Regions from separate parts of the Homo sapiens genome. Here region 2 is linked to region 1. The links are chromatin loops, found by intact Hi-C in ENCODE. Cell type or tissue: B cell. All regions are shown on one strand. Links, peaks and the distances in the headings refer to the core of each region. The heading gives the core; the rest is flanking DNA.

Region 1 (13,129 bases), core at 6,759-10,758:
ATCTAGATGAAGAAACAGGTACTGAATGTCCTCTCTTGCCTGAAACAATAAAAAATAGTGGATATAAGTTAATAATGGACAATGAATCTGGACAAATAGAAAACAAAAAAAGATAAGCTCTATGATTACTATATGTCTTTGAATGTCACGAGAAAAATTTTAAGCCAAGATACAATAAGGAGCACCCATACGGAGATAGAGGTGACAGTACAGAGATACCAAGGAAGTTACTGTTCACAAAGAGAGCTGCATACAGAGAGAATTCCAGACATCTACAGAAGGTCCCCATCAATTATTTAAGAAAAAGCTGATGAGCTAATGAGTGTGAGGAAAATATCCAGAGCTGGGAGAAAGAACCATCTGGAAGGATTAAAGGAAACAGTGCCCAACACTCAAGAAAGCCAGGAATAGTACCTGTTCCAACCAACCAGCCTGAGAAAAACTCACAATTTACAGAATATTAGGTAGAATATTCAGGAAGGCTTACTCAAATAGTGGATAAAAAGCAGTCCTAGACTTAAAAATGCTTCAGACTTACCTAACAAATTATTTTATTAAATAGCAGGAAATAGGGAAAAAAAGAACATGGACGAATAGAAAAGTTGATAGTTCAACAAGGTAGATTTAAATCCAAATATAGCTGGTGATCCCAATTACCCTGATTTGACTGTAACACATTTTATACATGTAGCGAAATATCACATGTAGCTGCAAAATATGTACAAGTCTTACATATCAATACGTTTTAAAAATATGTAAATGGTGTACTCATTCCAATTAAAGATATTATCAGAGAGACTAAAAACTTATGACCCAATTTTATGCTGTTTATAAGTACACTAACTTTAGGGCCGGGCGCGGTGGCTCATGCCTGTAATCCCAGCACTTTGGGAGGCTGAGGCGGGCAGATCACGTGGTCAGGAGATCGAGACCATCCTGGCTAACACGGTGAAGCCCCGTCTCTACTAAAAATACAAAAAAAAAAAAAAAAAAATACCAGGGCGAGGTGGCGGGCGCCTGTAGTCCCAGCTACTCGGGAGGCTGAGGCAGGAGAATGGCGTGAACCCGGGAGGCGGAGCTTGCAGTGAGCCGAGATCGCGCCACTGCACTCCAGCCTGGGCGACAGAGAGAGACTCCGTCTCAAAATAAATAAATAAATAAATAAATAAACAACTTTATATGCATAAAAGTAAAGGGTAAAATTGAAAGACTGGAAAATTATAAAGTATGAACCCCTTAACCATAGAAATATATAGTAGCAATAATTGCCTAATATCCCAGAATATTAGAGGTAACCTCAGTCATTTCATAATGACAAAGGAGTCAACTTATCTGAGGGTCATAAAAATCCTAAAGGTACATGCACTTAACTGAGCTTCAACATGCCTGAAGAAAAATTTATAGAACTGAAAGAATAAATAGAAAAAAAAAATCATAATTTGAATTCAATAACTTCCATCAAAAATTGATAGAAGAAATAGAAAATCAGTTAAGTATGTTGGAGATTTCTCTGATTAATTGATAGTTGCATAGATAAATGATAGATAGATAGATAGATAGATAGATAAATAGATAATCACATTCTACCCAACAACAATCCATGGAAGATTAACAGAGATGGGCCTTGTACTGAAAATTAAAATGTGTCTCAGTAAATTTAAGGTTATTCACATCAGAGTATGTTCTCTACCAAAACAAAATTAAATAAGAAATTATTAACAGAAAAATATCCAGATAATCTTCAAGTATTTATAATGTAAACAATATTCTTCATATAATGCACAGGTAGAAGACTTTTAAAGTAAATTAAAAATCATTGGAATTAAATGAAAAAAGAATGATAGTATCAAATATTGATGGGGTTAGGAGTAACCAGAACACTCATACTTAGCTAGTAAGAATTATAAAACAAACAAACAAAATACCCTTTGGAAAGTTTGCCACTTCTTATAATATTAAATATTTACTTATGATTACATGAAGAAATTATATTCCTAAGAATTTTCTCTATAGAAATGAAAATATATATCTACACAAAGACCTGTACATGAATCTCATACTAGCTTTATAAATAATAAAAAGAAAACTGGGTAATCCAAGTGTCCACACAAATAAATGGATGATCAATTTGTGATATAATATAATAAGAGTAATAAATTTAAAAATTGCTGATACATCCTACCATGTATTACAGAAGAACCTCAGAAATTATATGTTAACCAAGAGAAGCCAAATACAATGGATTGTGTAATGTGTGATTTTAATTATACAAAATTTTAGAAAAAACAAAAACCAATTTACGATTACAGAAATGTTTTCTGTGGTATCTGAAGCCAAGGACTTGGGAGTGAGTAAATGTGAAGGACCATAATGGAAACTTCTGTGGTGTTGGATATATTATACATCTTGATTGGAGTAGTGGTTACATGGGTTTATGTAAGTTTCTCAAAATTCATTAAACTGTACATTCAAAATGGGTAAATTTATTATATGTAAGTTACACCTTAACAAAGTTGACTTAAAACAAGAGTAAACACATTGAAATGACATATATGAAGTGCTGTGAAAAAATTCTGTCACTGTAGAGTACCATGTTTACTGAAAATGCCTTTCAAGAATAAAGGCAGTAAATACGCTGTCAAATAAACACATATCGAAGACCTGCATTAAAAGAAATACTGACAGAATTTTCAACTAAGAAAAATTGTTTCAAACAGAAATATCAAAAGAAAATGTGGGATTTGATAAAGGAGTCAATTGAGCAGGAAGATATAATCCTAAATTTTTATTTAGATAATAAAATAGATTCAAACATATAGAGCAAAAATGGACATAACTAAAAAGATAAACATAGTTGTCTACAATCACGGTGAAAATTTTTAACATAACTCTCTCAAGAGCTGATAGAACAAATTGCTTAAAAACTAGTAAGTATACAAATGACTTAAACAACTTTGACATATTAATACCTGTTGTATACTGAAGCTAACAGTGACAATTCACAAACTTTCTAACAGCATAAGGAATTTTACCAAAACTATAAGTGATGGGATAAAGAAAGCCTAAACAAATTTCACATGATTAAATTGATTCAGAGTGTGCCTTCTGACCTCAGTGGAATTAAATTAAAGGTCAATAACTAGGACATCCCAAACAGGCTGGAAATTAAGTAATACTCATATGCATCATATATGATTCAAATACAAATAAAAGGTAAATTAGAAAATATTTTATACTGAATGACAACAAAAACATAACTTGTAGGATGCAGATCATACGTGATCAGAGGGGAATTGTAATCTTAAATGCAAGTACAATAAAAGAACATCTGGGCCGGGTGCAGTGGCTCACACCTGTAATCCCAGCACTTTGGGAGGCTGAAGCAGACGAATCACCTGAGGTCAGGAGTTCAAGACCAGCCTAGTTAACATGGTGAAACCCTCTCTCTACAAAACACACACACACACACACACACACACACACACACACACACACACACACACACAAATTAGCCTGGAGAGGTGGCAGGTGCCTGAAATCCCAGCACTTTGGGAGGCTGAAGCGGACAAATCACCTGAGGTCAGGAGTTCAAGACCAGCCTAGTCAACATGGTGAAACCCTATCTCTACTGAAAAAACAAAAAACAAACAAAAAAACACACACACACACAAATTAGCCTGGAGTGGTGGCGGGCGCCTGTAATCCCAGCTACTCAGGAGGCTGAGGCGGGAGAATTGCTTGAACGCAAGAGGCGGAGGATACAGTGAGCCGAGATCGCGCCACTGCACTCCAGCTTGGGTGACAGAGCAAGACTCAGTCTCAAAAAAAAAAAAAAAAAATCTGAAAACCATTGATCTAACTTGTCATCTCAAATGCTAGAAAAAATACCTGCAAACTAAACATTAAAATATAGATGGTAATAAAAATAGAAATTAATTAAATAGAAAAAGTATATGAAAGAGAAAAGCAACAAAGCCAAATGATGGTCCTTCAAAATAGCTATTTAAAATGACAAACACAGTATTGTTGGTCAATAAATCCCAGTCACAACCAAATAGGTTTTATTTCAGAAATGTAAAAGGTTTTACTATTTGACAATTATTTAATTTAATTCACTATACTAATATTAAAATGAAAATATATAGTTGATCTTTAAATAAACTGTAGAAAAAGCATTTGATAATAATAAACACCAATTCATGGTAAAAACTTGTAGCAAACAAAGATAGAGTGAAGTATCTTTAATCAAAAAACATTCAACAGAATCACTCTAACAAATATAAATAATCATGAAAAATTGAGACATTTCCTCCTGAGAAGAGAAAAATAAGATAGTGCAGCACCATTTCTATTCAATAATGTACTAGAAAAACTAACCAGTGGGGGGAAAAAAAGAAAACAAGACAGATAATTTTAAAGGTCAAGTTAAGTGGCTCACTCCTGTTATCCCAACAGTTTGGGAGGCCAGGGCAAGAGGATTAAGGCCAGGAGTTCAAGATCAGTGGAGGCAACAAAGCTGGACACCCATCTCTACACAAAATTTTTAAAAATTAGTGGTGGTATATGCCTGTAGTCTCAGCTACCTTGGAGGCTGATCCTACCCTTCGATATCTTCGGTTAAGGAATTCGAGGTTACAGAGGTTACAGTGAGCTAAGATTGCACCATTGCACTTCAGCCTAGGTGACAGAGAAAAACTGTCTCCCCTGCTTAAAAAAAAAAATCAAAAGGACTAAAAAATAAGTAATATAATTGTCCTATTGCAGTAATACCACATGTATGAAGAAAATTCAAAATAATCTAAAGATTGTTTCATTTCTCAATGTAATAAAATATGCTAGAAGATACCAGTGAAACTTATTCTAATTGATAAATATAATTTCTGATTTGATGAAAATGATAAGTTCCAGTAAGATATACTTCTTTTTAAAAAAATATCAAAGTAAATTAAAAAAAAAAAAACAACAAAGGAAACATGGAGAAAAGTTTTGTCCCAAGGCGGGGGTGGGGAACCACAAGGACCACACATTTTTTCATGTGAGAATATCATCAAATAGAAATGTAAGTAACGTCAAATATACAAAAAAAAAATAATATTTACCTGGAAGATTGGGGGTTAAGATAGCACAAGGCAAGGATAAAATTTGGGAGAGGGCAAGGATGCTAACTTATGTTCAAGAAGGAAATGTAGCAACCTCAGGGTATGAGCCATTGGCCAGCTACATATATTTCCTCAACGCCACAGGAAGGAAGTCCAGCCAGGTACTCACCTTTTATGTTATATGGGCACAACAAGGAAAGCTGTAGGTGAAAAGATATCTGTACATCACTGAGAGGGTGTACCTTCCTGATTCAAAAGAGAAGATGAAGTAGGAGGTGGATAGCCTTATGAAAACCCCAAATACATTAGGAAACATCAATGGGAAGGAAATGAGTGAGGGGGTGGTGTGTAAATAATTGCTGTCATCCTAATTGTTCAACAGTCAGCTTAAAAGACTTAACTTGGAGTTAAAAATCACTGGGTTGGCAATACACAGTGTTTAAATATGCAAACTAATTGTAAATGTAAGGTTACTTCTAAAGGCACAATTTATGTATGGATCAAATTATTGTTTACTTCTTTGACATAACCATTAACAATGAATGATATACTAAATAAGTTCATGAGCAGTTAAGCTTGTTTTTGTTGACTTAGAAGTATAGCATAAACATAATGACAGGCTTCACTTGAACACAGTTATTTGCGTATACATATATGTTATTTCAGTGGGATGTGAACTCCTTCAGACGAGAAGCTATTCAGCTATTCATTTCTCTTTTGTATCCACTCATCACCTAGTACAAATCCTTTTATATAATGAGTACCTAATGACTGTAAGCATGATATGGTTTGGTTTTTGAATATAACGTCTTTACATTTGAATCTAATACTAAGAACAAGCAATTTGCATGATGGTTTACTCTGTATAGATAGTCAAATAGTAGAATTTTAAGATATTATGCAATGATATGCTAAAGAAAAGTAGGACATTAAAAAAAGAATCTAGGGAAAAGAACTCTCTATATAGCTAAATTATTATTTTCTATGAAAATGCATTCCAGCCTTTTCCCTACTGGATGCACTGTAATTTCCCTGGCTAGAATTGGCAGTGTCCTTTAATTTACTCCCTTCACTTCTCATTTAAATATCATGCACTAGATGATCATTCTTGATTTTACTACTTTTTACTGCCTATGGGCTTTTTTTTCAACTCATTTAAAAGGCATTATGCTTTGATAATGGACTGTCTGAAGATGGAACTGAATTATAATTTTTTAAACTTCAATTTAATCAATGCCAGAGGCTACCCAGAGATACAGGTTTGCTCACAAAAAGTTCTACTCTAGTTCAACTCTTTATATATTATTGTTATTGGAAAATATTTAGAGTGTATATACATGAATATGTGTGGATAAATATGTAAATATATTTTCAAAAGTAGTTTTCATGATGATAACAAGATATCTTGGAATTTTTATGGCTTTATTTACAGGATGAACATACAAGAAAGAAGAAATTTTTAGTAGTAGCAAAACAGGCCTTGGGATTTGGCAGACCTAGCTTTGAATTCTTGTTCTGCATTTTTCTAGCTATGTTACTTAATTTCTTTGAGTCTGGAAAATGATGATGGCAAGCCATATTGCTAAGGTCCAAATTAAATAACATTGTAAATCACCAACATGGTAGAAAGCCTTCAAAAACATTGGTATTCCCCTTAAGAAAAATTAGAGAATCTACTGGCCTAAATCTAGGTGGTGGCGGTTGGTTTTTGTTGTTGTTGTTGTTTTTGTTTTTTGCTCTGGAATACATAGCAACCAAAAAAGAGTAAATTGCATGTTTGCACAGCAACTTAATCTGCTTATGAGTAACATAAAGCAAACAGCAACCAAATCTACTTCTGAGTAACATAAAGGAAAAATAAACTAAGTTCAGCGAGACTTCCTAAGCTGGCTACAGGTCTTCCGGTAAAATTATAATTAACTATGAATGTTATAAGAAATTTTGCAGATGTATTCAGTTTTGCCTGATGGACTTAGCACATATTTAAAACAAATATGAAGAATTTGGTATTTTTAATATATATCACAAATGAAGTCTTTATTTTGCCTCAAATTGGTGCCTTTTCAATTTTTCCCTATTTACTCGTGATAGCACCATCTACAAAATGATTGCTCAAGCCACATATCTTGGATTAATTTTTGATATTTTTATTTCCCTCACTCTTCTATACCCAATCTTTTGTTTAAGTCCTTTGTGCTCTACCTCCAAAATATATCTTTAATTTGTCCTCTTCTCCTTTTACCCACTATTATTATAGCACAAGCCATTGCCACCTTTCATTTGAGCTACTACATTAGTCTCCTGAATTAAGTATTACCTGCAATCATAGAAACATCCAAAATAACTATTACTTTAAAAGTTAGTTGTTTTCTCTCTAACATAAAATAAATGAAAAGTTAAGTAATCCAGAACTGGTATGGTAGTTCTATGAAGCTGTCAGAAAGAATTAAGCTAGAGCTCACTAGGTAGGTGTGATTCCCAAGCCTATGTTATAGTCTATGAAGACTGATAGAACTCCAGCTATCACAAGCAGCAGTATGGAGGAAGTAGAGCAGAAGACTCTGCTCCTCCCATTAAAGAGACCACCTATAAGTACATATGACACTTCAATTTTCAGTATATTGGCCAGAAATTAGTCATGTTTCAATTAGCTGCAAGGGAGCCTGTAAAATGCTTCTAGGTCAGTGTGACTCACTAAGAACTGGGCTTCTGTTTTTATCTGCTTCTTGTCTACCTCTCTAAATTATGATTCAATATGCTCCTATTACACTTCAGTCATCTAAGTGTATACTAAGGTTTCTCCCTCTTTATGATCTTAGCACACACTATGTTTTCTGCCTAGGAGGTTCCAACTCCATCTCCCACCTCCCTCCGCCGCTGGATAACTACTTGTCTTTCAGGTTTTGCTCTAATGCAGCTTTTTCAGATAGATTTCCCAGATAACCCAATCAAAATTGCTACCTCTCATCAACGATCTGTTTCTCTTGCTCAGGGGGCCCATTTTTATTCTTCATAAAAATCATTGTCCATTTTCTTGTTTGATTTCAGTCTATCTCACTCTCTAGTCTAAAAAAAGGTCTGTGAGAGGACTGTGTTTCTTTTTTCTCAGTGTGCAAAGCCTGGTATTAGAAAAAAAAAAAGAAAAAAAAGAAAAGAAAGGAAGTAAGGGAGGGAGGAAAAAATGGAAATAAATAAAGGAAAATAGAAAATAGAAATTTATTTGAAAACCCAGGTATGTTGTTATCTTTTATAGACTGATTGTTTGGCTTTCACATGCCTTTTGGACACTTTCCATGTTCTTTGCCTCACAGTTATAGTTCAGAAAAAGATACATCTAATTCAACAAACATTCATTGAGTGAATAATTTGATCTTAAATGGAAAAACAATCAGCACTGATTTTTCAGTTCTGTTTTGCTGTTTCAAAATAATATTATAAAATCAATACCCACTGGATTCAACTCTCCAAGTGAAAATGGAACAGGGTGAATGAAGAGTTTTAAATCATATTTAGACAATGCCTCCTAAGAAAATGGCTTGAATGCATTTTAGAATAAGGTATGTGAGTAAAGGCTAACAGGTCTCTCTGCAAATACAAGCACAAAAATATAGGAATTAAATTTGTGTATTTGAATTACAATTGTCTGCTGCTATAATTGTATGTAAGAAAGTAAAATTACTTTAAAAGGCCTTTTGCCTGTGTGGTAATGAGTATGAAAGTGTTCTATTACATACACGATCATTTATTTCCTCTAAAAATCAATCCAGTTGGATTAAATGTTCCTGACTACCTTATGAAAGTTTTTCAATCTTAAACATCTCTCTTAAACTTGGTTTGTGTTCAACTGTCAATAGTAGTATCTTGTTTTGCCTTTCTCCGAATGGCAGTTTTACTTTCAGTAATGAATATAAAAAAATTAAAGCAATATTTATCTTGACTAGCATAAGACTATTCTCAATGCTCTTAGCCTTGCAATCTGTACTTTAATTAGTTTTATTTAAATATTTTCTTCTGTTATACTATGTTCGTGTGTCATTTGGATTTTTCTTTCTCTCTCTCTTTTTTTTTTTTTTTGATTTGGTTTCACTTCTTCTTTTGGTTGGCTTTGTTTCACTTCTTCTTTTGGTTGGCTTTGTAGGAAATATAAATTTCCCTTCATTTTACTTTCCACAGGCCATCTTAGAAACTTTAGTACCTTTTTAAAACTTATGCCAAAGAAAGCTTCATAAACATTTGTGAAACAGTGTACTGCCAATACTTTTAGCTGAGCTATATTTTATTTTTAATAAAAGCATGTATTAGTATTCATGGGAGAATATTATATATTTTGAGCTCAGTCACATTTCCATTTGGCTGCTGTGTAGAAATAATTTTTCTTTTTATGTAGAACTTATCAGAAAATTTTTAAAAAGGAAAAGAGCATTTGAAAGCCATTACCCTGCCACTGGCAAATGATGCAGTGGTCATCATTATATATGAAAATTATTTTCACCTAAGTAGAAGATGATTCTTCATTGACAAATACAATAACAAGCATGCATACTTAGGAACTCATTTACCTAAAAATATGGATGTTGTGGTAGGCAGAATAATGGCCTCCTCAAAGATATCCACATCCTAATGCTAGGAACCTGTAAACATGGAGACATTGTATTTGTGAGTTTCTTCTGGCTACTGTAAGAGATTACCACACACTTAGTAGCTCAAAACATTACTATTGTATTATTTTATAGTTCTTGAGGTCAGAAGGTAAAAGGGGTTGGCAGAGCTGTGTCCCTTCTGAATTATCTAGGGGAAAGTTTGTTTCCTTTCCATTTTTAATTTCTGGGGGTTACATACATTTTTTTTGGCTGGTGGTCCCTTTCTCCTTCAAAACAATCAGAATAACACCTTCAAATCAATCTCTCTCCCCCACCACCACTGCTCTCTCTCTTTCTCTCCTTGATCCTCCTGCTTCTATTTTATATGACCCTTATGATGACATTAGACCCTCACCTCTATAATCTTGAAAGATTTTTTGTTTCTAAGGTCCTTTACCTAATGGTTTCTGCAAAATCCCTTTTACCATTTAAAGTAACTTATTCACAAATTCTGTGTATTAGAATGTGGACACTGGGGCATTATTCAGGTTACTGGAGTCACAGATAGAGTTTAGATTGTTAATCCTCTGACCTTAAAATAAAGAGATTATTCTGGATTATATAGATGACCCCAATTAAATCACAAATGCCTCTGAAATGAAAGGAGGCCAAAGAGGAAGTCAGTGTGATGCAATGTGGAAAAGGCATAACCCACTGTGTCTGGCTTTGAAGGTGAAGAAAGGGGACCATGAGCCAAGGAATGCAGACAGCCTCCAAAAGCTGAAAAGGCAGATCTCACATTACAGGAACAAAATACAGCTCTGACAACACATTGACTTTAACTCAAGGATTTCCATTTAAAACTTCTGACTTACAGAACTGAAAAATAACAATGTTTTATTGTTTTAAGCTGCTAAATTTGTGGTAATCTGTCACAGCAGCAACAGAAAACTAATATGGGTACCCATTAAAAAAAAAAAACAGCAAACTGGTTAGTGAATTATCTCATAACATTTTTCTTTCACTTAAAAAAGTTTCATTCACTTAGAAAAGTCTTAAATACATAATACATCTGGTGAAATAATCCAGATCATGGGAAATGTGTGCTTACATGGAGCATAGTAAAAATATGTTTGTGGCTTCTCTTCACTATTCTTGAGACCATTTTGGTTGCTTTGACATCTGAAAAAAATTATTGACTGATTTGTGTGTAATCACTGCCTTGCTTTTGTTAACATTCAAGGAAATCACAGTGACTACTGTGAGATGTAATACATTTTATATGTTTTCAGATACATTTAATGAGAAATTCATAATCTTTGATTTAGTATCTACAAATCCCTGGCAAGCAGAGAAAGTTTCTGCTTCTATAATTCGATTTTATCCCAAAAGAGTTAAATTTAGTTAAAACAATAAACTGCAAGCCACGAAAATATATATTTTGATTTTATATTGTACATTTTGAAATTCTTCTTGTAAAGTATAGCTTTTGTGGTATGTGACTAATACTAGTACTTAACAACAAGTCTTAGGAAGAGGATAACATGTTTTATTTTGAAGATAGATATCCACAAAGAGATGGCCTTTAAAGTAACATGGACTACAGGTAATATAAGAACTGTTTGCATTTCCCAGAAGTGCTGGGGAAATTCTCTCTGTGCTATCAGCACTAGCCTCATTTAGTTATGTTATTTTTTAACACATGTGGTTCTTAGGTGCACAGACCCTTGGACCCAACCACCTGTGTTTGAGTATTAATTCTGTTACTTGTTAGCTTAGACACTTTGGCCAACTTAACTTTCTCATGCCTCAATTGTTTTCATTGTAAAATGAAGAGGATGGTAATAGTACGTACTTCAAAAGGAATTCAATGTAGCCTTTCTATATTTGTGGATGCCATCCTCAAACTCTCTGCGGAGAGACCCATGTCACGACAAACCGAGGGTTCTGGCTAACAACTATGCTGGAGAAGTTCGATATATCAGTCAATGCTTCAGATGACTATAATACTAGCCAAAACCTTGACTGCAACCTCATGAGAGACCCTAAACCAGAACCACCCAATTAAGTTGATTCAGATTTCTGACTATCAGAAATTGACCTATATATTAAATGTTTATCATTAAAAGCTGCTAAATGCTGTGGTTATTTGTTGAATAATAGATAATTAATGCAGTAATTAAAATATAAATATATATATAAAATATTTTCCCATCCATGGGAACTTAGGAGTTCCCATTCCAAAGGGAAAAGATGAGTATTCCAACCTAGTCATTCTGTAGAGTAAGTCTTCCTGCTCGCACAGGCTTGTTTGTGTCTCTGGTATTTCTTTGGGGCTCTGCTCATGTCTGTTTCTTAGTAGGCTTAGGATCACGGTCCTAGTCATGACTTCTGCCTTCAGCGTTAGATTATGATCATTTAAGTTTAGTTTGAGAGAAAGTGGACAGATGAGCCCAACAGAGTTGGATGTGAGAACTCATAATTAATAAGTGAGAAGGATAAGCATGTGTGTGTGTGTGTCTGTGTGTGTGTGTCTGTGTGTGTGGTAGGTGAATGCATTAAGGATTCACCATTTTGTAATGAATTGTATTATTTAACAGGCCTTCAGGGCAAAATATTTTGAGAACCTATTAATAAAACAGGAAAACTAGTTTATGTACAAACAAAACTTATAGTGTCTAATTGTGGTGAAGCCTACATAAAAAATTATTGGTCGTTGATTTGCCAAATAAATAACTTTTGATGGGTTTGGTTTCTAAGGACGTAATGTTTAATGAATGTTATGGGTGTATATTATTTGTCTACTTTCAACTTAGGGCAAATTAGGACTAAATTTGAAAGTACTGATTGCCTTCTTATTTTATTTATATTTTTATTTAAATAACATAACTCCTAAGAGTCTTAAATTATTGAATCCAGGATAAATATGAGATTGATTTTATTCCTTTAAATTTCAAAAATCCCTGGTTAGTTTAACAAGTTTATGCTGCCATCCTGCTGTCTTTATGTTACATAATTCAAGAAATACCTGATTTTTCCAAGATCTTTCATGCAATTAGCAATCATGGTTTTATATCATGTATGGACAGAGCTGAAGTCTTTATTCCCAGTGTGTGTGTGTCTGCGTGAGGGTTGCTTGCATGCGCAAAAGCATAAATATCTCTCAACTAACTGAGCCAATTCTGCTATATTATTAGTTAGTGACTTTGAGAAAATAATCTGAATAAAAGAAAGGGATGGCAGCTTAACCGGAAAACAAAATGAATAGAGTGAGAGACTCCTTAGCCCTAGAATCCCCTTGAATAAATAGAATAAACAAAGACGCATTATGCATATTCCCAAGCTTGAGATCCTACTGTAGCATTTTTTGCACCTAAACACTTAACAAAATTCATCTCACTTTATAAATTTTATTGAAATGTGAATTCATGTAACACAAAATTAATAGTT
Region 2 (13,129 bases), core at 4,404-8,403, 68 kb before region 1:
GTTTTATAAGGGGCCATTTTCCATTCACTGGGCATTTCTCCTTCCTACCACCCTGAGAAGAATGTGCCTTGCTTCCCCTTCACCTTCTGACGTGACTGTAAATTTCCTGAGGCCTCCCAGACAAACTGAACTGTGAGTCAATTAAAACTCCTTCCTTTATAAATAACCCAGTCTCAGGAAATTATTTATAGCAGTATGAAAACGGACTAATACAAGTTGGTCGATATGACTTATAATAAAGCCCCTTAATTCATGAAGCCTTTAAGTTATAAAAACTGTTTTTCTTCCTTCCTTTCTTGCAATTTATTTCAGATCTCTTCTTAGCTAAATGTCTGCCTTAAATTGCAAAAACTGATAATTATTATAATCTTTCCATTCTAATTTCTCCTACATTTATAATGTGCCAAACTGAGGCAACACCCATATTTTTTCTATGACCACCTGTGTCAATATTTTTGACAATCATTAAACATACCATTTAGGAAGCTAATTCATACTTTTAGGGGTAACTTAACACTTTCCCACCTCCCCATGTCTAAGGACATACAGGTGAACTGTTGTCTCTCTGCATTTTGGTTCAAATTTTAGAGTACTTGACAGCTTTTCAGTATAAGGTATGAATTGTGGTTATAATCTTTTATTTTTTTCTGCTTCATTAAAGAAGCACGAAACGCCTGCATTAAAGAAGGGGCTCTTCTATTTTTTGTTCATTTTGTTGTATTTTATAAGATTTAACAAAAGTAAAGAAAATTTAAACTATCTCACTTTGTCAGAATTAAACCCATTTATAACTATTAGTACTATTTATTAAGAACGATTTTTACAATTCTGATTTTCTTAGACTAATCTGATTATAAATGCAACACAATATTTAGACTTTTACATTTATTTATCAGCTGGGAAACAATTATAAACCTAATTGCTTTCAATCGCAATTCATAAAAAAAGGCTCAACCTCACTGTGATTTTCTATCTTTACTGATAACGCAGCAGAGTATCTCAAATAAAATACTATCCAGGAAGTTGTACTTAAAATTTGGCTTTAAAATCCCATTTTTCCTTTCCTTAAAGGTCTTTCCTTGAAGATGTATTTACTTGGCTAAAATATGACTTGAGATTTACAGCTAATTCATGCAGGAAAATGTGTAGTCCAGCTTTATAAATATTCAGGACCGTAAAAATGGGAAGAAATACAGAGAATACCTCACTGGTTCTTTTTACATTATACTGCAGATTAAACAACTTATAGTAGACATGAAAAAGAAGAAAGTATTTTCCTTTGTAGAAATATAAAAATAATCCTATTGTTTCAATTTCTACATACTTACATGTTCCTCATCGTCTCACAATTTACCTTGAGGAAATGAAATTTTCCATTTTTGCCAAACAGGACTTGTTCAAATATGTTGAATTTTCTTGTTCCAGTGTATGACAAAGCTGTCACTTTTAGGATTTTTGTACATCATCAATTTCCAAATTTGGATTGCCAAATAACATGCTTTGGCATTTAACTTAGTGTATGTTAAATCCTTTTTATAGTATCCTTTATTATTTTTGACATAAGTATAATTTTTTCTCAAATGGCATCCAAGGGGGCTAAATTACTGAATTGTCAAAATTATTTCCTTATAAAATAGTCCTGATACATGTATTCTAAAGGTATGGGCTCCAGGATTTAATGATGGTGCTCTTTTTACTGACATCTATTAGCTGCATTCCTATCTGTAGGTGAGGAAGCATGCTTGTTTTATGTTTACACTCTTGATTCTGCTTACAGCTCAGCTTCCTCCCTTTGTAAGAATCATCCTATCTCAGATTACTAACATGCCAACTTGTTCTTCCTGTTGCTATGGTTTCTCAGTCATTGGCTATGCCCTGTTGCTCAAAATTATGCTTAGGCATGTCCTCATAGAATTTCTTGTTTCTACCCTGATTTTGGTTGTTCTCAGTTTTGCATAAAGCAGTTATTCAACAACGCTTTGTAATTCAATTTTAGGTTGAGTTTATTTGACTTCATTGTAACTGAATGTGTCCCAACGATTTGGTTGGCACAGGATTTATGGGGGTTTGTCTTGTTAATGGTGGACCCAAAACGTGTAATATCTCTACTGAGCAATTAAGTTGAACAAATGGCATCATCCCTGAATCTGTTTCAATGTCATCATAAATCTGCAATATATTATTTACTTAAGATGTGTTTCAATAGTGACACAGCTGTTGGTTTCATCTAATGGCTTACCTTTTGTTCATTGTGACGTGGTGAAAGTACTGACATTTAGAGTGGCATCTGTGAAAATCTAGGCCTCACAGTCAAATTATAAATTGCATACTAACACCATTCTGTGAGCTATTAGCTTGGCTAAGAGCATTTTGCTCTGTTAGTGTCATATTTTGTTAGCTAGTCCCCCTGGGAACATGCTGCCTTTCTTTATTTTGTTCTCTATTTCCTGGAAAGCATGCTGTTTAATGATATTTAGCCAAAATAGTAAAATTCAATAATCAGGTTTTCTTTTTCTGTCTCCAATAAAGATCTTATGTTTTATGCTATGATGCTGTCTCTCACCTTAGTGGACTTTAGACTCATTATCATTATAAACACCATTGCATAATAATTACTAAACATTTATTAAAGTAATATACTTTGAAACAGAAGTACTGAATCAAAAACAAAGAGGTGAATCTTATTATGAGTTTTGAATCAAATAATTTAATTTGTTTTTGATTAGTTATTTGTTTTCTACTCAAAGTTAATTTTTACGTAATACTCTTGTCAATAGAAGACAATAAAGGGAAAAACAAAACGAGAACATAGGTCAAATTAGTTCAGGACAAAACGTGGCACGATTAATCTGTATGAGCTAATTAAATATTATATGATGTTATATACTCACATGCTTTACACATGTACATTCATGTATTCATGTTAATGACAAAAATATGATCTGCTAAGAATTTTCTCTTTTTCTCAGATACTTCTAATTTATATTCAGCCATTCCCTGGAGTATCCTACATTTGAATTTACAAAGCTAAGTTTAGATCAGGAGAAACAAAATTATAATCCCTATTTTCTTTAATTTAGCCATCACTAGAAAGTATAACTTCATTACTGGTTAATTTAAAAAATCTTAGAAGAATGGTAGATATTTAACATGGGTAATTTGAGAGTACAACCCATGTGCTAGATAGTTCATCCTGTTGAAAAACAGTTAAGAAATAAGCTAGCAAATTTTTTAACCATTACCTTAAAATGTAAATTAAATCTAAATATACTATGTATTTTAGCAACATAAATCTGAAGTTCCATCTAGATCCTTTTGTTAGAGCAAAGAGCTTTCCTAAAATATTGAAAAATGTTATTAATATTGTCAAGGATTATTGACTCATACCCTCTATATTGTAATAGCTAGAGGGTACGAGGGTATTAGTTATAAGAAAAATTTATTATGATATTTGTTATGTACAACTGTGTCCCCTCTGGGTCGCCAAAATGTGTCCGGAATTGGTTCCTTCCCGTGGGTTCTTGGTCTCCCTGACTTCAAGAACGAAGTTGCGGACCCTTGCGGTGAGTGTTACAGTTCTTAAAGACGGTGTGTCCAAAGTTTGTTCCTTCAGATGTTCAGATGTGTCTGGAATTTCTTTCTTCTGGTGGGTTCGTGGTCCAGCTGATTTCAGGAGTGAAGCTGCAGACCTTCGCAGTGAGTGTTACAGCTCTTAAAGTTGACGTGTCTGGAGTTGTTTGTTCCTCCCAGTGGGTTCGTGATCTCACTGGCTTCAGGAGTGAAGCTGCAGACCTTCATGGTGAGTGTTACAGCTCATAAAGGTAGTGCGGACCCAAAGAGTGAGCAGCAGCAAGATTCATTGGAAACAGCCAAAGAACAAAGCTTCCACAGCTTGGAAGGGGACCCAAGCAGGTTGCTGCTGCTGGCTCTGTGGCCAGCTTTTATTCCCTTATTGGGCCCTGCCCACATCCTGCTGATTGGTCCATTTTACAGAGTGCTGATTGGTCCGTTTTTACAGAGTGCTGATTGGTGCATTTATAAACCTTTAGCTAGACACAGTGTGCTGATTGGTGCATTTTTACAGAGTGCTGATTGGTGTGTTTACAAACCTTTAGCTAGACACAGAGCGCTGACTGGTGCGTTTTTACAGAGTGCCAATTGGTGCGTTTACAAACCTTTAGCTAGACACAGAGCACTGATTGGTGTGTTTACAATCCCTTAGCTAGACAGAAAAGTTCTCCAAGTCCCCACCCAACCCAGAAGCCCAGCTGGCTTCACCTCTCAAAACCATGTTAACTCAAAGTTGAAACCATCTTTCTATATGGAGTTAATTTTATGCCACAAACTTGGTAACACATTGGCTCAATTTAACTCTTAACAAAACCAATCTGTATAAAAGGACAATACAGAATTTATTTCAAGAGGGTATGGCTAGTGTTCTATTTCCCCTCCTAGAATATAATTACTAGTTAAATAAAAAGATAAGTAAAATAAAGATGGGTTTGAATACGATACAGTTATTCAATTTGTCATCACATGACATTTAAGAATGTTCAACTGGACAAGGGCACTCTCTAAGAGTCTCAAAGTCTCAGCATTGAAGATGTTGACGTCGAAAACTTACCAATAATGCTGCTTTTTATGACATACGGCTTTTTGTATTATTTTATGTGCATTTTCCTGCCTTTGCTATTTTGAGTCTACATGGTGAATAAAACAAAATTTGGAGTCAGAAGTACTGAATTGTAGTTTTGTTATACCAGTTGTGTCCTCTGTGGCCTCTAAATTTTCTGATTTTCTGATATTCTGTTTTCTTTTCTGTAAAACGAGGAGGCATTGTATGAGAATCAAATGGGAAAAAGTTTTGACTTTTTTTTTTTTTAATTCAGGCTGAAATACAGCGGCGGTATCATAGCTCACTGCAGCCTCAAACTCCTGTGCTCAAGCAATCTTCTTGCTTCAGCCTCCCAAGTAGCTGGGACTACAGACATGTGCCACTATGCTTAGCCAACAAAAATAAATAAACTTCAAAGTATTAACACAAATGTTAATTGTTAATTTAAAGGTTGAGCCTCGACAGGTTTCTGAGGATGGCGTGTATTAAATAATCAAAGGTTGAAACTGTTTTCTATGAGAACATAAGACAATATTTATTTTATGCTGGATATTAAAAATATTCTCTTAGTCACTTCAAAAAATGCATGAAATGAAGATTAATGAATATAAACATTTTAAGAGAAAAATACACTTTTCGTCTTCAGAAATGTTTCTCTCTCCATTTGCAAATCATTTTCTGCTTTTACTTTCAGGTTGCCAATTCCATACTTTTTGAATTTTTATTATTTTAGTTTAAACACATTTCATCAAAATAATCCATATTCATTACAAAGACATAAAATATAAATAATGTAAAGAATCTGGAAAAAATAACCTATCATATTAAAAACAAACTAGATAATCCGGCACATTTAGGCTTAAATTTCAATGCTGCTACGTTCTTACTCTGAACTTTGGAAAACATTATGAAATTATTTTGTGCTTCTAATTACATAACATGGGAAATAATATCGATTTTTCCAAGATATTCTGTATGAGTGACATGAAATAATGCATGTAAACTACATTCTATAAAACATGCCACCTAAATGCTTAATAAATGACAGCTTTTGTCATTATAATACTACCATTTCCTGTGGAACTATTGTTCATATTATTTCTTTGTTTAACATTTAAAAATTACTTTTTAACTATAATAAAATCAAAACATTTAACCCCTTAAAAATTTTTAATTTATCTGTCTAAACCTTCTTCTCATATCATATGGCTGCTTTGCTTTCTGGCTTACAATTTATATACCTGGAGCTTAAATAACAATTCCCAAGCATTTTTACCTTTTGGATAAGCTTTTGTGTCTTAATCTCATATTTAAAATGTAAACGTCCGAATTAGATATACTATGTTTAAAGTGGTCGGACTCCTGAATATTGAAATGAGACTAAGCTCTCTCTTTGTCTGAATAATATTCTATTAATAGAACCTTTCTAACTTCCCCTTTCCCCATTGCAAACATAATAATGTGGCTTCCGGTTAAGCTTGAGTTCCACTGAAACATTCTGTCTGCCACTCCTCAAAGAGCTGCTAAACAATCTTCCCTCACCAAATATCTATATTAATTGCACACATTAATATAAATTTTTATATTTATTCTTAACAAAATTTATCTGCTTTTTTTCGCTCATTATTCTCTCCTGTTTTCACATAGTTTTAGCCTAATTCTTTCATACAATATTTAACAGTTCTTACTGCTTTATAACATTGATCTGCTTGCTTTACACATTTTCAGAAATATTGTTGATATTTTAAAATTAAAAAACAGCCAAAATATAATCCTATGACATACTTCACTAGAGCAGTTTCTCTACAATGACATTTCATTAATCAATACTCTTTTTTTTGAGAAGATTGCACAAGTAGCCATGAATCTAAATGCCTATAATATAAATTAGTGTTTATTTTTTACACCTTATATGTAAAATTATTTATATTATGCTGTGTGTAGACTAAAATAAAAACACACTGTTTATGCAGCAGTCACTTTCTAGGTCTAAAGATCTAATCAGGATTTAGCAAGTCAACTTAATTTTACATATGTTCTAGCAAGGATGATCACTACTGATATTACTTTTGCATATCTTAGCAAATTTATGTGATAATCCATTGTGGAATTTTTATGTTGATATCAAACATGTTGGTCTGATATGATAGATTCTAGAATCCATTTTTTATATTAAAAGTCAATTTCCCTTATTTCCATCTGATTATTTTTGTTGTCCCAAATATCATAATATTGCTTTTATTCTGTAAAATAATAAATACATATAGACCACCTACCATGTGCTAAACCCAACAATAGTGCAATATTAAACTATATAGACAAGTTTGCTTTTCTCATAAAATTTATATTACAAGGAGTTACATACAAAATTAATGTATCACCTAATACATACATAAAAGTAACCTAGAAGGAAGTATAATTTGGAAGGAAAAGAGCAGGTTGCTATGGTAAAGAATAATAGAGGCAGTTTAAATAGATAAATGGCAATGATTATCTAAGGGAGTGATATTTTAGACTAAAAGGGGCCAACTAAGGGAAGAACCAGAAAAAGAACATTTCAGGTGCAGAGAACAATGCCACGACCTTAGACAAAAATATTTAATTTTGTTCTGGAGTGGGACTAAAAGCCAGGTGACTACGTGATGGTAAAAAAGAGGAGAGTGGCATGAGATGAAGTTGATGATATAGTTGGGGTGAAATCACCAAAATACCTGAAGGCTTCTGGTAAGAAGTTTAGATTTTACTTTGTAAATTGGGGCTCCATGAATAGACTCTAAATGAGTAGCAACATGGTCATCATAGAATTTAAAAATGATATTTCTGACAGCTTGGTAGAGATAGAATTGTTAGAATGCCCAAGAACAAAATAAGAATGGAAACTAGTTAGGAAGAATTGTAATACTCCAAAGAAGATACAGTGAATGAATCATTTAATTTCAATTTGCCCAAGGGAAAACATATATCAATTATAAAATGACCAAATCCTTAAAAAATAACTCATAAATATACTGAATGATTAATTTGTCAAATTTATCAATTTACTAGAAAATGTTATGTATTCATGAAGTTTAGAGATATTTTGATATGAATGATTTTAATTTTAAAAATTTCTGAGATGTTTTAGTCAATTTGTTTTTATTTGTCTATTTTTATATCCAGTTTATTTTTATTTATTATGATCCATTTTACTCTAGCAAGCCAAAATTTAGTGTATGCCTGGTTGTTCTACTATTCCCTGATTTGAGAATAAGAATAACTTCTGCATTTTTAATGACAGTTATGTGGCATATATTCAATATTGGGATTTTAAAGTGAAAGAATAAGTTTCTGTTTTTCAATAAATTTTCAGTCATATAATCATTTGTGAGCTCAATTAGCTGAATATTTGAGGATTTCTTGAAGTCTGAAATGTGAACCCCTCTTAAAGTAGACATTTGAGTAAACTAGTACAACAAATTCAGTACAAACAACTGGAGTAAGTAAAATTCAGCAGTCTCAAAACTATTATGAATCAACTCATCTTACAATTCAAAAATCCTCTAGAAACCATGTATGTAAAACAATATGCTAGAAACTATATAAATATTTAATATAAAAATGTTTGAGCCTGTAATTCCAGCACTTTGGGAGGCCGAGGTGGATGGATCCCGAGGTCTGGAGTTCAAGACCAGCCTGGATAATACGGTGAAACCCCGTCTCTACTAAGAATACAAAAATTAGTTGGGCGTGGTGACAGGCACCTGTAAACACAGCTACTTGAGAGACTGAGGCAGGGAACTGCTTGAACCCAGGAGGCGGAGGTTGCGGTAAGCTGAGATCGCATCATTGCACTCCAGCCTGGGCGGCAGAGTGAGACTCCATCTCAAAAAAAAAAAAAAAAAAAGTTTGAGTGAATTTGCATTTTTGGTAATTTTTGGTAATTTGATTATTTGGCTTTTAAATAATTGATTTTAAGCAAATTTGTTTATTTAGAAAAACAAAGTTTTGGTAAATTAATCATTTGGAAATTTAGTAAACTGGCCAGTGAGTGAACTGATTACTTAACAAATTTATTTTGGTAATAGTTATTTGATTTTCTTAAAGAAATACTTCAATTGAATTTTAACATGTTGGCTATAAGTAGATTGATTTTTGTGAATCGAAATCAATATATTGGCCTGCTTTGGGCTTGCAGTCTAATAATAGAAATGGAAATAGAGTGAACTGAGTTGATATGATATTTTGGGAAGACAATATGGTTTGATGTTGCTTTGGTTTTGAAGGATGGGAGGTAAAAAGAGTTCAATGATTACTCCCGCAGTTTTGGGTTTGAAGTCATGGTGAACACTGGCATCATCCACTGACATGGGGAAACGTGGTGAAAACGGGTTTGCTGATTGGGGAAGAAGTTTCTAATTAATATTTGAATATACTTGAGATAGTAGAAACAAAATCATGTGAAGATGCCAAATATTATAGACAGTAGAATATACCAGCCTAACGGGGGAGGAATAGTGTGGGGGTAAAATTCAAGTAGTCGTCAGAATATGGATGGAACTTAAAACCAAGGATAGGAGGTAAAGAAAGAAGCACCAGTATTCATTCCTAAGGTTCTCCAACATTTAGATTGTGTGTAGAGATATTAATAACACATCGAAGAAAGGGATCTAAAAGGAATAGCTGATGAGATACACGGCTACTAAAAAAATGACAAAAGAAAGTTACAAGGAGGGTAGAATTGTCATGTATATCCAATGAAAGAGCTTCATTCAGGCTATCTCACTTGACCCCCGACCTCCCTTTTATTTATTTTTAAGGTTTTCACTTCACTTTATTACTCATAATTTCTGTGCTTTGTCTTATACATACACACACACTCACACAATGTGAGTGTGTATGTGTGTTATATGATTATGTCAGTATTCTACTTCATGTTCAACCATTAACTCTTTAATGACAGGCACTCTGTCATTTACCTTTACATGCCCAGCAGAATATATAAAAATACAAAGTTCTCTGAAATATTTATTGAATTGCATCAGATTATTTCTATAAGAACTTTGGCTCAGACACCATCATGATGCAAATATCAATATTTATGAAACATGTAGGTATATCTTGTATATTCAAGCCAAAAACAAGAGTATATTTCAATCCTTACCAGACATTTTAATCTAACTTAAAACCATGTATTGCTTTTTTGATTGAACATGTATTATTTTTTCTATAAAGTTTCCTTTTTGAATTTTTATGAAAATCTTTCAAAGCCATATAGTTGAATCACAAATGCTCATCTCAGAGCAGAAAATTTGCAGAAAACCATGTCTGCCTGCTACGCCAGCTACTAATCTGAAACTGCAGCCTGTACCTTTAATGCTAAATTGATTTTACTCATCTTTGCATATGTGATCAAGATCGGTATACATTTTGAACCATTACTTAAAATTTTTTATTAATTTTGGAAGTTGCAGTCTGTGAAAATGATTGGTTTTCTGAAAAGCTTTTTTGCTTATTTGCACCTAGACAAAGGCCATGTGTAAGCTCCTCAACAAAACTATAAACTTGGCATTAGGCCATTATATGAGCAAAATTTCTAGAGATTTGTTTATTTCTGGGATTGAAATATTTATTGACATAATGTAAATGGGAATGAGTTTCATTCTATGAGCTAACACTACTAAAAATAGAATAATATAGCCCAATGTATATTGGAAAAGAAAAATTAAAAAAAAAAAGGCTGGGAATGAGTCTTCAAAATCAGTAAGCATAATCCAAATAATTTGTGGTTTAACTGGCTTTAAACATAAATCTACATGCAATAAATTGTCTAGCATTTCAACCTTATTTTTCAGGATTCTATCACCATAAAACCACAGAATATCATCATAAAGAGGAATCTTAGTGGTCACTTGTCCAAACTTCCGCAGCATGCAAGAATATCCTCTAAAATCTCCATCTAGTAATTATTCAGATTCTGTAGAGATAGCCAATAATGAGAATTGTATTCTATCCACAACAACCTATTTTAAAAGGTATATTTAAAGGCACCAGAGCTAATAATATATTTATCTCTATTGGTAGATTTTGAGCTCTTTTGGAAGAAAAACTTTATTTGTATTTCAACTACAATGTTTAGCACAGTTTCTGGCACATCAAAAACATTTGTAAATTTTTGTTTTGTGTTGCTTTGCTTTGTTATAATAATGCCATAAATAGTTAAAGTGGAAATATTTATATTTCTCTACACACTTCTTGTATAATGGTTCCAAATTCCCATAAGGCTTATTTTTTACTCCTACTATGGAGTGATCATGTTTTGCTTTGTAGTATGAATAGGAAGCAGATAGACTTCTCAGATAGCAGAGATGTATAGCTTCACTTTTCTATAACACAACTCACTATCAGTTTAGGGGTCTCTCACTCAGCATTAGGAGGAAACTTAATTTGGGCTAAGTTTTAATTGTCCTCTCCTTACCTCTTAGTTGCAACATAAACACTACAGGGCTTTTGGGGGCTTCAAGACTTTGAGGTGGTGTAATCTGCCTCTTCCTGTCAAATTCTGTCACTTCTACTTTTCTGGACACCCTTTGATGAATTTTATTTTTTACTTAATCTTTGGCTTTAAGTCAGTTCAATCCATTGCTATTTCAGCTTTCCTTTAATGTATTATCTCTTGAATACTTTTGGACCTCCTTTTAGAAACTCAGAGAACATTCTAAAATTGCATCATATTGAGCCAAGGAGATCCCATGAGCTAATTCTTACTTTTCTAGGTACACCTGCCAATATTTCTGTTCTGGAGACCTGCCAGGCTACCCAGACTCTATAGGGAAAGTAGGTGCAGATTCCATCCATTGTCTAATTTCTAAACCTAAGTGAGTATTCTCCTTATATTCACTCAATCCTTGACAGAGACCTGACAGAGTAATAACCCTGTGCTCAGTGACAGGTGATTATTTAACTCTCCTCAGTTGCCTTCATTTTTCCTGCCCCCGGAGCCTGTTATCTAGTCTCAGGAGTGGAAAATCTTGTTTTGATACATCATCATTTTTCAATACCACCTGACCCTGCTTATGAGCCCTTTATATGATTCCTTGGAATTCTAGGCTTTTGAAATTCAGAAATAGAAGAAATAACTTTTTCTGTTCTGTATTCTCTTGCATCATTTCTTCCTGGAGCGGATCATGCATAATGCCTTATCTAATTCAAAGAAGCAAGGCCTTAGGATTATGACAATATTGGGGATAGAAGCAAAGGAAACTTGCATTCATATTTCAACTAACATATTTTTCTACCAAATCATATGCTTCTCCAATAAGACATCAAAGCTTTTATCCTAGATAATATAGTTCAGTACCTTGAAGTTTCCCAATAAATAATGGTGTGATTGTAAGATAGGATAATTTGCTTTCAATTATACTCAAAGTTAAGGTACCAAGAAAACCTTCTTTTTATTTGGCTTTGTCATGTATTATATGACTAATAACAGCAGTATATCAATCTAATATTAATATTGGTCTGCACTACCTAACTACACACTAGGAGGAGTGAGAAAGCAATGCTAAGGCCATACTATTGGGAATTTAAAAATTAACATTTGAAATTATTTGACTATAAAGAGCACTATTTCACCCATAGTTACTTTTTAAATATTTAAAATATTGATGCTTATTCCTCACCTTTTCTATAATTTTGTAAATCAAAAGATTCATTCAATGTGAGCAAAATAGAAAAGACCTTTTAGTTTATATATGTAAAGTATGAATCACTTATAATAACTCCCATTAGCACTAATGGAAATTTGCATGTAATAAATCCTTTTGGTGTCTGGAGAATATACCAGAGATCTTTTAAACTGTCTGGTGCTTTTACCCCTGGGTTTTTCAGAAGTGATGAGCCATCAGATAACATATAATGTTCCTGGAAAGGAATAGGAGTAGCTCCAGTTTTCTGTCTTTGCATATAATAGCCACTTTTTTTTTTCCAGAAGTGCATGCATATGTGTCTTAATACTCTCTCACAACTATATTTCAGTGGAGCTCAAGGAAAAAAAAAATACCAGATCAGATGAGGGGGACTACAATTATTAGCTATGACACTCATTAAAAAATTTCTACAAATGTAACTATAATTGGTCATAAAAGGAGTTACAGAAAGTTGTTTATAACTTTAAGTAATGTCTGTTTAGCATTAATATTACCATTTTGCCTGTTTCCTTAAAAAAAGGGAAAAATCTATCAAGATAAAAATCATCTTGTAATGTATCAATTTTTCATTTTATAGGAAAATAAAGTATAATCTAGTTTTTATTGACAAGTTAGGCCTGAGTCTGTACATACTAATTGCTCTGGTTGTTTTGTCAGATTAGTAACCAAAAAATAGACTCATAAGGAATAATTTGATATAGCAGGAAGTGTTTTGTGGCTGACAATTTCTGCTTCCTTTGCTTAAGGCCCACTATTTTTTTTCAATTTTGTTTATTGTGATAAAATAAATATACAATTTACATTTTAACCCTTTTTAAGTGTACCATTC

The links. A loop is a pair of places that touch in the nucleus more often than their neighbours do. Peaks named below come from ENCODE experiments on the same cell type or tissue, not always from the same donor. Only the 100,000 strongest peaks of a DNase experiment are listed, where the experiment ranks them.
Region 2: it touches region 1 in a loop (7-fold over the local background); 1 of 110 quality-filtered maps calls a loop at or near these places.

The regions. Positions count from the first base shown.
Region 1 is chr6:62,295,002-62,308,130 of GRCh38, reverse strand. No RefSeq gene overlaps it. Among named protein-coding and RNA genes, the nearest start is that of KHDRBS2, 15 kb to the right of the region's middle. In B cell, for the core only: no CTCF peak of the experiment used is centred there; a DNase peak (open chromatin) is centred at 9,170; H3K4me3 peaks cover 2,101 bases; H3K27ac peaks cover 2,087 bases.
Region 2 is chr6:62,360,729-62,373,857 of GRCh38, reverse strand. No RefSeq gene overlaps it. Among named protein-coding and RNA genes, the nearest start is that of KHDRBS2, 81 kb to the right of the region's middle. In B cell, for the core only: no CTCF peak of the experiment used is centred there; a DNase peak (open chromatin) is centred at 6,047; H3K4me3 peaks cover 860 bases; H3K27ac peaks cover 891 bases.